Regions from separate parts of the Homo sapiens genome. Here region 2 is linked to region 1. A link is a loop called in an ENCODE intact Hi-C map of the cell type or tissue named here. Cell type or tissue: GM12878. All regions are shown on one strand. Each heading gives the region's core, and the rest is flanking DNA. Links, peaks and the distances in the headings are about the cores only.

What was found. Peaks named below come from ENCODE experiments on the same cell type or tissue, not always from the same donor. Only the 100,000 strongest peaks of a DNase experiment are listed, where the experiment ranks them.
Region 2: a loop joins it to region 1, with 2.8 times the contacts of the local background. A loop is called at or near these places in 3 of 110 quality-filtered maps.

The regions. Positions count from the first base shown.
Region 1 is chr3:171,346,255-171,349,175 of GRCh38, forward strand. The region is part of intron 2 of TNIK (TRAF2 and NCK interacting kinase); the gene reads right to left. Among named protein-coding and RNA genes, the nearest start is that of TNIK, 110 kb to the right of the region's middle. RefSeq lists an enhancer at 1,231-1,280. In GM12878, for the core only: no CTCF peak of the experiment used is centred there; a DNase peak (open chromatin) is centred at 1,457; H3K4me3 peaks cover 559 bases; H3K27ac peaks cover 2,500 bases.
Region 2 is chr3:171,256,105-171,259,025 of GRCh38, forward strand. The region is part of intron 2 of TNIK (TRAF2 and NCK interacting kinase); the gene reads right to left. Among named protein-coding and RNA genes, the nearest start is that of MIR569, 150 kb to the left of the region's middle. RefSeq lists an enhancer at 875-924. In GM12878, for the core only: no CTCF peak of the experiment used is centred there; a DNase peak (open chromatin) is centred at 1,307; H3K4me3 peaks cover 610 bases; H3K27ac peaks cover 2,500 bases.

The DNA of each region.
Region 1 (2,921 bases), core at 313-2,812:
GATAAATGCCTTCAAGTCTCTACACTGATTTTATGATTTTTGAAGAAAAATCACTGAAGCTGTATTATGTAACCTTGTGCCCTATTAAAGATATGGTCCATAATTAAACATTTTCTGATGACTTGGATATGTAAGTATGATTCCTTATTTATTCATATACACCTTGCGCATGTCATCCTTGCACTGCACTCTACTTATTCTTTAAATTATTGAGCAGCCAGTCTTTGGTAGGTCTGTGCTAGTTACTGGGAATACTGTGGTAAGCAAAGTAGACAAGTCTCTGGCCTCATGGAGCTTATAGTCTGATAAATATATTATTCAACCAATGTGTATCACTATAATCTGAGTTTAGCACCCCACCAGAATGTGCCGGGGGTATGAAAGCCCAAACGGGGCCTGGGATCTTCTGGAGGATGAAGAACAGTTTTGTGAGAAAGTGACATGGAGTTAATAACAGGAGAAGAACATTCCAGGAGCAGGAATGTGCAAAGGTCTTGAGGCAGGAGGAAGCAAATTAGGTTTTCTGTGTAAAGAGAAAGCAGTATGTCTGGATCCCAGAGAGTGAGAAAGAACAGCACTAAGAAGAAGGTTGTGTTCAGATCATCCTGGGCCTTGTAGGCTAAGTTTACTCTTGATCACATGGGAAATCATTCAAAAGGTTTTAAACAGGAGAGAGACATGATCAAATAAGCATTTTAATATGACTTTACTGGCTGCACAGTAGGAATGTAGGGGCTGCAAGGATAACATCAAGGGACAGTCCTGCAGGCGTTCATATGAGAGATGTGCAATGCCTGTGCTAGGACAGTGGTGGCAGAGACAGAAAACAGAAGAGAGAAATCAGGAACCATTTAGGAAATAGGATCAGCTGGGCTTGGTGATGAAATTCAGGAGATGATGTCATGGGTGACTCCTAGTTGGTTCTTGGAGTTGTGATAATGCCCTTCACTCACTGGTTCATTTGCTGAAAAAAAAAAAAAAAGAAAAGAAAAATGACAAAACCCTAGCTCAGGCACCAAACACATAGAGCACACTCTCTTCTCTTTGACAGCCAAGCTAGTTCTAAGTAGCATCTAGATGCCTGGTATACAAGTCCTAAGTGCCTGCAGAGCTGGCCCTCAGCTGAGAAGTGCCTATCACACACACACACACACACACACACACACAAGTAAAGAGAAGCCAACAGGCTACATTAGATTCAGGATAAATGAGCTAGCCCAAATGACTTCTTCTATTTCAACTCCACTATCATTGCATTTAACTGGTCACACCTACAAAGCAATCAGCAAACTGGGTGACTCATTAGGATTTTCTTTTCAAGAGAGCAAAGAACCTAAATAAAGATCCTTGAATTTAGCGTACAATACCCAGGAGTCATCGGAGCAGCAGCAATTTGGGGGAACTTCAAGTGTGGTATTTCGGTTTGAGTGGGGAAGTTAGAAATCAGAACTGATCTCACAAACAAAAAGCTTTTATAATAGCCTGTCCTAGATAAGAGAGTAATGAGAGGACAAAAGGGGAAAGCCATCCCCCTCTTAATACCAAGGAAACCTAGGGAAGTGACTTCTTAAAAAGGAGGTAAAAGCAGCAGTTTTAGTCACTCATCAAGAGTGACTGTTCTTCCTCTTTGCTAGAAATAGCTAAGAGAGTGTAAATCACTCACTAGGCTCTAAGAAAAGAAGACTTACAAATGAGCTTGAAACCAAATAGTGCTGTGTAGATTCTTCTACCATCTTCTAAAGAATCTGCATGGACTTACTTATTCACTGTTAAGGTTGTCTGTGCATGGTAGCCACAGTGCTAGGATGATATCTATAGTTTGTTTTTGACAACAAGTAAATCCATTATAAACCCAATTTCTTCTCTTGAGCACAAGTTTAAAAGGAAAAAAAGAAAAGCTTTTCTACTTTAACATGCCTCATGCCTGTGCTTCCAAACCAGAGCACAAGTACTCCCTGGGGCACTCAGCTCTATGCCAAGTATTACAGCAGCAGGAAACCATAGATTTTGTTTAAGTCAACCTTTCTATAGTAATTTCATTAACATAATTTTAAACTGACGCAACAATGATTATCATGTGGCATAAAGAGAATCCATCTAAATTTTAAGGATATAACAGAAGATTCCAAATACATTTCATTTTTGTGGTTTCCACACCACCACCGAGTGAAGCCTTTAGATCTCTTGAAGAGGATGGGGTGGTTACAGGCCAACGAACGTATCCATTAGATGCAGACAGCACAGGACCTAGAGCCTACAGTACTTTTTGCAGTCAACAAAAAATTATTCTTATTTTAAAATTAGAAGATAAAAACTAATTCTTAGGCCAAAGAAAATGTTTTAACATATAATATTTGTCTTACACCAATGAGGTTATAAAGCCTAATTTTTAACTTTTTGTTGTTTTATTTTTCTTGGAGAAAGGGGCCCACGGAGGCAAAAATGGGGAGGGCCTACAACAGTCATACTACAGCACCGGGTAGTGCTTTCATTTGTGTTTGAGTCCCTCTCCTCTGCTATGCTGGTAAGCCTCAAACACAAATGAAAGTGTTATTTCTTAAAGTATAGTGGTCCAAATACCAACATGATTTAGTGAGACAAGGGCAAATATTTTAATTTAAAAAGTATGTACTATATTTTTAAATATAGCTGAAAATATTGAGTTTCTCATTTACGGTAGCAACGAATTTTCTTTTTGAAAAATTTAAGTAAATAAAATACTTTAATGAAAAATATTAAGCAAAAAGACTGCAAGTTCTAGGATGAACTTGGAAAAAAAAAAAGAGGTTGGTATTGCTGAATGGCTGAAAACTAGTGATATCCTAGAATCCTAGAAATACTAGGATTCAGACTCTCAGCTATAACACCCAAAAAAGTTTCCATATAGATCATCAACTACCTTCATCTCTCAAGAAAAACAG
Region 2 (2,921 bases), core at 213-2,712, 90 kb before region 1:
AAAAATAAGTACCCAATGGTCCTCTTCCCTCTTTTGAGCATGGCTGTTGTTTCGGGGTTTTTCCAAGCCTTGTTTTTTTTCATCAATTATTTTCTTTGATGCCTACTTCACTATGCATGGGAACAGAAAGCAAACTATTAGAAATTTTCACACTGCCAGAAGTTCAACAAATGAGTCTACAATTCCCAAGGCCCAGGGCCTAGAGAAATACCAGCTGAAATTAAAATAAGGAGAAAGAGAATCGATAAAGAGGTTAATTAGCTTATGTGGTACAGTCGAGGGAGGCAGAGCATTTTGCTGGGAAATAGCCAGGATGTCCCAATGGGGAGATGCAATCTTCTTAACCAAACGAGATGCCTGGGGAACTCTTTTCTCCAATACTTCATGAACACTAAAAAACAAAGCCACAGATACAAAGGACAGAGTGCTGGCCATGAAGAATCATGGGGAGCTACTTCATAAACACTTTAGGAAATACTGTTTTGCCCTCCAGCCAATTTCCTCTAAGCTTCAAGGTCAGAAAGAACTTTACAAAGGGTGACTAGCTGAGGAGTCATCCAATTTACTTCCTACTGACCCAAAAGAGAAGCCATTTATTACCACTGGCAGGAATGGATGAATTCTGACCATCCCCATTCTGACTTGGGAGTTTCTTTTTGACTGCAGTAGGGTATTTGAGTTTGAGGCCAGGGATCAAAATAAACTGAATGCTCACTCAGGACAGAAGAGTAACACTGGCCCCCCATGAAGAGAGTCCTCTGCACTTCCCCAGGGGTGAGTGTGTGACTGTATATTTTCAGTTTGGTATAAAAACATCAGGAGCAGAATAACTCACCTGCTGAGAGACAGGTCTACTTCCCTAGGTCTGAACATCCTTTCCATCTTTCTTTAAACTTAAAAAGCACCTATTAAGAACTGTTTACTCTGGTTTTAAAGTGGAACTGACATGACAAGCGGCTGCACAGAAACAGGCCGAGAGAGGAACAATGAAGTCATGAAGGAGGCAGCCCTGGGCCCATTTCATCTCAAAAGAAGACTGCTCACCACTGTATGCTACTCTGCCAAGGTCCTAGAGACTTAGAAGAAGCAAGGAACCATGCTGTAGAACCAGGGCAGGCGGTACTCTAGAACTGGGAATTCATTTTCCACAGGCTTAATGTAAAAAGAGGTTTAAATGATTCCATGTAACTGGCCATCATGGCAGCATGCAAATTTACTTAGCATTACAGGAGTCCAAATTTCAGCTCTAACCCTACCAGACATGTGACCCTGACACTTTAACCACTCTCAGCTTCAGTCACCTCATCTGAGAATAACATCTCCCCATCTCAGATAGGAACTGGGACAGAGTCTTTGTGAAATACAAAGCAGATGTTCATGACATAATAACTATTGCTGTTGCTGTAGACCTTGTTTGATAGTATTTATGCTCATCACAGCACTCTGTCCTTGTGATCTGGCTTCTCAGAATGGAAAACAACATTCTAACGTCAATAAAAGCATGAAGAACATGTCAGGTACTTGAGAACCCATGCCACTTTCAAAGCCTAGCTGGGGTTCCCACCAGCAACAAAGAGCCAAAAGCACTGTCCGCCAAGATCCCCTTCTCTTGGGACATCAACACCCCATTCATCTTTGCCATAAACTAAGCCACACTTGATGTGACTTTCTGGAGAGCAGGCTACTTTTTCATCCCAGCTCAGATTCTGATGGCATTACACTGCCCGTGGGGATGGAATTCCACACATGCGGACAGAGACACAGCTTCTCAAAATCCCTCAATATCAAACTGCTGTTGAGATTCTGATTTCATTGCTGATGAATCTCATTCCTGAGGTACAAGTCACAGAGCCTTTTATGGTTCCTGCATTTGGAGATTGTCCCTAGCCACTACAGACAAACACATCATCTTGTGCTTAGAGACTGGTGCTTTTGTCCCTCATCTTCATTTTTCCACCACAGTGATGATGGATGCCCTGCGATCTCATGAAGAATAATGACAGCAAAATGAAAAGCGTATGTGTCATCTCTGGGAAGACACGTGGGCAGTAAAATATAGCTGTACCAAGGCTTTGTGGCCATAACTCCTAATATCTCTGTGCAATTGGAAATGATTTTTAAAAACCTTTATGATTAATATTTTATCTAGAACTCCTACCACTGTGGAGGAATAGAACAAAGAAAATGCACATCACAAAGGGCCTTCAGCATCAATAAGTAAGAAATCTTTAAAGAGCTACACTATCTCACTAATGATTTCCCTACTGACCTGAATCAACTTTCAGAGAGAAAATGCAAGTAATAAAGGCCTAGGAGATGGGAGGATGACTCATTTGTTTCTTCTTCTAGCTGTTTTCTAATTCCCCTCACCTTTTTCCAATGCCCCATGTCAATCAAAGAAAGGAATGCCAACAGGCTCTCCTCACAACTGCCTGTAGCAACTACATAAGGAACCCACGAGACCAGTAAAGAAAAGCCAAGTCCAGACTCCTCTTGGTCAGGGTCAGCCAAGTTTCAACTTAAAATAGATAAAAAGGAAGCTCTTCCAAGTCAGGCCCAATTTAGGACTTCGCTCCATTTCTTCCAGGGACACCATGCCAGGACCTGCCCTCCTTCTGCCCACTCCACCTGGTTCCCATAATTTTTCTTCCTGTTCACTTGACCCTCTAAGAAACTCTGGAAGTGGGGTTTATCCTATTGGTGAAGTATCAGCTAAGACAATTCAATGATGATAATCTCATTATAATCCCAGTAACCAATTTAATTAATTTACTCCTTGGACTGCTCAGAAGTTCAGTCTCTCTCATGTACACACATAAAATAATCAGACACATGTGCGCGCACACACACGCAAACACGCCACTGAAATTTGACTTCTCCTTACAAATATTCATGGGTCTATCAACCTTGTAGTGTGCTGT